Linked DNA regions of Homo sapiens: regions 1 and 3 are each linked to region 2. Evidence: read pairs that join two places in POLR2A ChIA-PET (ENCODE). Cell type or tissue: GM12878. All regions are shown on one strand.

Evidence for each region. Peaks named below come from ENCODE experiments on the same cell type or tissue, not always from the same donor. Only the 100,000 strongest peaks of a DNase experiment are listed, where the experiment ranks them.
Region 1: POLR2A ChIA-PET joins it to region 2 with 6 read pairs; 1 of 35 experiments calls an interaction of 5 or more read pairs at or near these places.
Region 3: POLR2A ChIA-PET joins it to region 2 with 8 read pairs; 2 of 35 experiments call an interaction of 5 or more read pairs at or near these places.

Annotation. Positions count from the first base shown.
Region 1 is chr7:121,277,811-121,280,310 of GRCh38, reverse strand. The region is part of intron 22 of CPED1 (cadherin like and PC-esterase domain containing 1); the gene reads right to left. Among named protein-coding and RNA genes, the nearest start is that of WNT16, 50 kb to the left of the region's middle. In GM12878, no CTCF peak of the experiment used is centred here; a DNase peak (open chromatin) is centred at 1,390; H3K27ac peaks cover 1,593 bases.
Region 2 is chr7:121,381,991-121,384,490 of GRCh38, reverse strand. It overlaps FAM3C (FAM3 metabolism regulating signaling molecule C), which reads left to right. Exons shown (of 10, transcript NM_014888.3): 2 at 1,481-1,534. The coding sequence starts at 1,522. Among named protein-coding and RNA genes, the nearest start is that of FAM3C, 13 kb to the left of the region's middle. In GM12878, no CTCF peak of the experiment used is centred here; no DNase peak of the experiment used is centred here; H3K4me3 peaks cover 176 bases; H3K27ac peaks cover 2,064 bases.
Region 3 is chr7:121,765,743-121,768,242 of GRCh38, reverse strand. No RefSeq gene overlaps it. Among named protein-coding and RNA genes, the nearest start is that of PTPRZ1, 110 kb to the left of the region's middle. In GM12878, no CTCF peak of the experiment used is centred here; no DNase peak of the experiment used is centred here.

The DNA.
Region 1 (2,500 bases), 100 kb after region 2:
GTTCCCCAGACACTAAATTCCCCTGTCTTAAACTCAATTTCCCAAGTGGCTGAATATCTATGTTGCTGAGTTTTTACACTATTGGAATGACCTGTACTAGTCTTAGCATAAGCTAATTCCTCTTTTGCTCTATTTAGATGTGCATCTTGGGTCTTGGAATCTATTGGACGTTAACACACAGGTATTTGTTTCTATCTAACGCTCTTGAACTTAAATATTTTATTTAAGATTAAGGCACTAAATGTTACACAATTTGTGTGGGGACTAACATTTCCAACTGATGACTTCACTGTATTAATTTGCTCAGCACCACTCTGGCCTTTTCAAAGAAGATCTTCCGGTGGGTCATTCAGTTTCATGTCAGAAGAGCTCTCCAGCCTCCTGTCTGAGGGACCCTCTGCCTGACTGTGGAATGCTAGGAGGTCTAGGGAAAAGTTCAGGGCTCCTCCCTTCACACGCCAACTTTACCTTCATCTTTCTGTTTTCAGCCTCTAGATTAATTTATTCTTTACTATACTTGTGTTTCTGAGTCCAGACTTTCTGCAGTTCCATTTTAAAAGATATTGTATGTGATGATATAGATTCCCAACTGTATGGGCTGGGGTAAGGAACTCAGGGGTCTACCAATTTTGCACATAGACTTCTAGCCAATTGTTTTCTGACCTGTGTCTCAGCCTTATCTTTTTCAGCATAGGATCTGAACAGCAAGTATGCCTCACTCACAGCTAGTATTTCTCTTCTCTCGGCACTTTCAGTTGTACCTTATTTTGCCTGCTAAGTCAAACTTCATAGAATGAATTCAAATGAATTCAGATTTCTTGTCTGTTATGAGTTATTCTGTTTTTTCTTTGTGGCGGGGGGTGGGGAGTGAGTGAGTAGCTTTATGTCTTTAAAGTATTTTTCTTGGGGTTTCAAGTGGAAGGGAAGATAAATGCTTGTGGTCAATCTGCCTCATTTAGTCTGTACTTCATGCATGATTTTTTAGACCTTATCCTTATGCCAATTTTCTCAAAGTGTGTTTAGTGGGGTGTTAATAGTTGTGATAAAAAAAATAAGGAAAAGTCATTCTGTGGTCAAAAATGCTGGGGAAAAACTGGGTCACACTAAGCTAACCAGCTTCTTTAGTGTAAGAACTTTTGGGATTATTTAATATACTAATATTATTATCTGAGAACCCATAAGGTGGAGGTGTATTCAGTATTTCTCAAAAAACAAAACCTGTTTTCACCAAATTAGAACATTAAACCTTAATGTAGGAAATGGTAATCAAAATAGTTCAAACTCTGGCTTAGCTTGGTTCTTAAAGGCTAGTAATAAACTCCCTGACATGGGGGTTTATTGCAAAGAACATGAAGGAGTTTATGAGTCAGCATCTCTTTTTTAGTCACACTGACATTCTAGGTTTCAGTATTGAAAAGGCTGGGTAGTATAGCTGCCTTATGGAGTCATAATAGTAGTTCAACATAAGTTACTTTCACTGTTTGTTGACCCTCCATTTAATTATCCTTCTTAAGAGAGAGACCTTGATTTAATTGGTGTTACAACCATTCAATATAGGGTACTCCCTTTGAAACAGGATTTTGTATCAAGTCATCTCAGAAAAGGCTGGGCTCCCTCATGACCAGTGAATTTATTCTCACTGGGCACTGATCTCTAATCTAATCAGCTAGTAGCAGAGGATAGAATTCACTTACAGATGATTGAATGAGCACTAATCATTTTACACAGAAAGAACTGTTTGAAACTACATTTCTAAAAAAGGAGTGTAGGAATCTGTGACTCATCTTCAGCACAGGGTCATTGAAAGATTTTTAAATGACAACACCGAATGTGAAGTATAGGAACATTCTCCTGGTGGGGGGTAAGAAGTACGGATTCAAGTAGTTGACACTGGAGGCTCTGAGATAAAAATATTGCAATAGCTGAGGGCAAAGAAATGATAGAGAAGGAGAGACCCTCCTCCCCACCTTGTTCATTTGCCACCCCACACACTATTTACCTGAATCCTCAACCTGCTCCTCAGGGGCCTTTCTCCAACTGTCCTTCTTTGTCCTGTATTTTTATTCTGTCTCTTGGTATTGATTATTTCCTCTCTGTTTAAAAACATGCCAAAGTCTTTCCTCCTTTAAATCCAATATTTTTACCCTTTTCTTATTTTTATTTGTTGAAAGCTATTATGAGCCCCCTTTCTCACTTCCTATACCTCTTCAACTATTCTAGTCTAATTCTTGCCCCGACATTTTACCAAAACCACTCTTAAGATGATCAGAAAGGACTCCCCTGCTTCATGCCAAAAACATTATTTTGGAATCCTCACCTTAATAGATCTATCTATTACATTTGACAACACTGACCCTGTCTCCATCTCTCCTTTTCACAAATGGTTACTCTGTGGCTTTCCATGGCTTCACCTTCTACTTGAGTTTTCCCGCTATTAGTTTATGCTCTAAGTTCAAATGCTCCTATTTCTCCAGACTTTGCTTAAATATTGGTGTTTCCA
Region 2 (2,500 bases):
GTGAAGTTATTTTGGAAAATTAGCTGGCAGGAAAAGCATGTATATGTTATGAAAGCTGAGTTCAGTTTTGCCAGAAGCCAACAGAGGATTTATAACCAGTTGGGGTTTTCATTTAAAAAGCGGAGGTTTTTTTCTGCTTTTATGTGATGGTTTGTGGATACTTCAGTATCTTGTTTCCTTTTAGTATTTTCCTAGCCTGTGGCTAGGTAGTTGAAATAGATATATAACATTGACTTTTTCTATTACGTGGAAGCTGTTCAGATAATTAACAAAGGAAATCAATGACACACAACTCAGTTTAAGTGTTGTTTTTTCTTTAGGGTATGTTGTGCAGAAGAAAGAGAGCTAGCCTAAGAGCATTGGACTTTTGGGAGCTGTCCAGACTCCCCCGCCCCCCAGAACCCTGCTGAAGCCCACCTGCCTAGTCCAGTGAATAAAAAAAGTGCATGTCTCACTTCTTTTCAGTGTCCTTCAGAGATGTGCCATTATTACTATTTTCTTGACACATTCTGTGAATTACTAGATCAGGCAACAATATTGAAACATAAATATCAAAATACAATCTAAAATAGATATGTACTGCTGGCAAATGGGATTCATCCATCAAAATTTCCTTTTGAATTCCATTCCTTTACAATAGGTTGAGTTGACTGTGGAAGCTCTCCAGCTAAACTTGAATGTGGCTTTCTTATTAAACTTACTTATTTTTTCATTTTCTTTTCAAAATGTCACCTATTTTGAGTTATTTCTTAGGAGGAAAACACCCATGCACATACAGATTTTTTTCCAGCATCTGTTTCCTGTTGATCTTACAGTAATATCAAAGAACAGTTGATCCATTTGATGTATTAACATTACTCTGTCAATCATGATAATTGCTGGGATATTTAAAATTGCAGTTCTGTACTTCTTAACATATTATTTTACAAACTTAAATCGAAAAACATGAAGAGGTCCCTGGTATTGAAATCGGAAGCCCTTGCTGTAAATGCTTATGGTAGTGGCACTTGAATTATGTCATATCAAAAATGAAGTGGCATCATGTACTGGAGTGAGCCAGCTGACCTCAATTCCAGCCCCATGTCTACAAATAATTTGTTCCACAACTAGATAAGCAGCTTAACCTCTTTGGACATCATCTGCAAACTGAAGGTTTGGAGCTAAATATCAAAAGTTTCTTATAGATGCATAATCCATGAGAATAAGAAGGCATTCTCTTCTATTCACAAGCTTGATAACACACTTTTACTCTTTGGTCATTCAGTTAGCTGAAGACACAGCAGGGTAAGACAGACCCTCCTTGAGGTCTTATGGTCCAGTGGAAGACAGGCCCATTTTTTTTTTTTTTAATGCCAATGTTGGCATAATACTTAGAAATGTCATAAAATTTACTAGTTTATATGCCCCATTTCAAACTCAATCTAAGGAGGAATGTTTGCTCTAGAGCTAATGATATTTGCTTTTTGTTTTGATTTTTTAGGAGCATATTAATGAAAAGTGCCATAAACTGAAAAACCAAACATGAGGGTAGCAGGTAAGATATTTAATTTAGTAGAAGTAATTGTACTTTTTGTGTAACCTGTTTGTTAAAGAATAACTAAAGGAGAGGTTAAATAATCTTTATATTGAGAAGGTTAAACTGAAATAAACTAAATCATTCAGCCCTTTGTTTTTAGGTAGTTGGCAAATCACAAATTGGACATTTAGTCAGTATCACATAAATTTTTTTTTTTGTTCAAGTCTTTTGTTGAAATTACACATTGAGCTTCTTAAATCTGAAGATCTGAAATGCTCCAAAATCTAAAACTTTATGAGCAGCAACACATGATGCTCAAAGGAAATGCTCATTTGAGTATTTAGGTTTCAGATTTTCAGATTTGGGAAGTTCAGCTGGTAAGTATGATGCAAATATTCTAAAATCTGAAAAAAAAAAAAAAAAAACCTAAAGACTGTATATAATGCCCATATAAAGAATGGTTTGACAACCTAGGGAGGCTGATTTTTGTTTTTGCTATGTTCTAGCGTCTTGAGAAAAATGAGTTATAAAGTTTTAAAGTTTAAATGTCTCATATGTATGTACTTAAATTAAGATGTGTGTGAAGGATTCGATAAAATATGTGTTTTTGCTCAGTATTTGTTCAAGTTTAATCTGCATAGGTGAGTTTATGTGTAAGAACTTTAATCTGTTTATTAAGCAGCATATTGAGAAAATTGAAAAACACCATTAGATGTTCATAATATTAAGGTAGTTATATTTAAATATTCTAAAAAGACACGTTTATAAATAACTGGAGGGGCTGATGACCTCTTCCTGTGTAGTAAAAATAAGTCTGTTTTTCCCCACCCTTCCCATCAACCAAAGCCCTAGAAGAAATGCATACTTTACATGGAAATTTCTACTAAGCGTGTGCCCAACATAGGTAACTTGTAATTTCTCAAAATCAAGATAATTAGTCTTTTTCTTAATTGTCATCTCAGCAGCAAACCAATTATTTTCCTA
Region 3 (2,500 bases), 380 kb before region 2:
TTTTGATATCCTTCCAAAAATCTGCAATCTATGACTACAGCCAAATTTACTGTAAAGGTATTTTGCTATTTCTAGAAAGGCAAAATCTAGCTTTTCTTCTTAGATGTAACAGATACTCAGCAAAAATTTTTTGGATATTGATTATGTTCCTGATACTAAGAATTTAAGCTGAATAGAATGTTCCTTTTCTGTAAACAGCTCTCAATGTAATGGGCTTTCAAGACAGAGTTTACTTAAAATCTTTTTCTCCCTCAGAACCTTCATTTGAGGCATTGGAATTATCAACTTATTGTATGCAAATGCACATGCTAAGTTTGTTTTCAATTAACGACTTGTAATTTGTTGGCTGTTTGGTCTATGCTAGCTTATTCTTGAAATGAATGACCAAGCTTTTTCTATGTTTTAAATGGCTCAGCACATATAATCTTATACAACTTAAAGCATCGTGAAAATGGCCAATATACAGAAATTTAAAATTCTTGAAAATTTTTCTGTTGTATTCTTTTTATCTTAGCCATAGTACTTCTGGAGATTCTTCTTTGTGGGACATTAAATGATAAGTGGCTCTTTGATCATCTAAACTTTTTAAAATCATCATCATACTGGTGTTTGAGAAAGAGAAGGAAAACCTTGACTTTTCTGTGCTTTTGAAATCTTTACTAAAAATACCGTTGGTGTGCAGAAAAACAGGTTCAATGTCAAATATACAGGCCAGAGATTTTGTCCTTGCTTGGCCTCTTGTGAGTCCTGGAGGGAACGCTGCAGTGGGGGCTAGTTGTGGGCAGAATAAAGGTGGTTTCTGGAAATATGGATTCCTGCCAGAGTGAGTGCTGCTTAGGTCTGTACAACGGACACTTGGTCATGTGTACGCTAAACTTCTTTGTGCCTGAGAATCTCTCTCCTGCAGCTTCCAGATGCAGGGATTGGTGAGTCTGGCATCTTTCCCTCACGTGACTTCAAGAAATGTCTGGATTTAAAATATTGCACTTCATTTATAACTGTTATATTAGAAACCTAAGTTTATTTTCATTTCCCTTTTGACATAAGGATAGCCATAAAAAATAAGTAGCATGAAAAATTATGTGGAACTATCACAGTTTGTAACTTCCATTAAAATACATAAAATTTGAGAATCACAAATTATGCCATGAAATAATATTTGAGAAGAAAATGACTGTTCACAGCAGGGTGCTAACCTCTGCGAGAAGACTTTGTTAGTTTCAGCAAAGTCACTGAATTATAACCAATTTACAAAAAAAAAAAAAAACAAAACAAACAAACAAATAAACTCAATCTTTTTCTGGTCTCCTTCAAAACAACCCATTCTTGCTTGGCTGTAAAACCTGAGAATGGACCCAAAAATGCTGACTAGACTATAACTGGTTTTACTTATTTTCTTAGCTTGTTATATACTCTTCTCTCCATCACTAATAGGTAAAATATTATTTCCTGGTTGTTTTGAACTTGAGTTTGAATGTACTTTTATGTGAACTATATTAAGAAGTAATTTTAATTAGAAAGTGAAAGTGGTAGATTTGAGAGAGAATAGGATTTAAAGCCCAGCAACAGTTTCCAATCCTACAATCCTTCAATCCTTCCTACTCCATTTGCTGCCTGTGTGACCGTAAACACATTTTTCTGAATATCCATGATATTCTTTTGAAAATAAGAATGATAGTAATTCTTCTGTCCACACAGAATTAATGGATGGATCAAAGGACAATGTATATGAATGCTTTTAGTAACCACATGAAAGTTATTGCTAATAATGACTGGAAAAGAATTCTTTAAGACTATATTTATTCAGAATTGAAATTTGAAATGGAGTCTACATTTAACTGTACATTAACTATCAAGAAAATGATAAGAAAAAAGGAAATTAATGAATGTGATGACATAATTTCAAAGTAAAGGTTTTAGCTAGAAAAATAATATTTTAAGGACTTCATCATATAGTTACTATTTATATGTAATACTACAGAATCTAAATAAGTCTCTAAATCTTAACAAACCTATTTGCATATATTTTGATTCATCAGTTTTTGGCAGAAGGAATCTAAATAAGAATGGAAGACAGCTTGGTTTAAGACATTAAAAACTTGTTCATTTGCTTGCTTCTTTGTGGTTTGTTAATTTAGCTTTTGGCCATTTGGTTCATTGTTCTCTGACGTTATTAAAAAGATTCAAGAAAGAGAAAAAAAGTTAAATTTGAAATGGTGTCATTTGGGCTAAAATAATAATGAATTAAAAGCAAATAATGTAAAAATAGTCTAAATATTTCAGTTTTGTCTGTAAAAATGATTAGTTCTTCTAAACATTCCATTAACTCAGCGTTTCATGATTGTAGTTCCTGAAATATTGAATGAGAACTGCCTGGAATATTCATTTAAAATGTACGGGGCTCAGAGTTTTGAATCAGAATTTCTGGAGGTGGTATTAAGATTACCAGCATCTGCAGTATAGACAAGTATGCCAAATGGGTCTTGGGCATATTAAACAT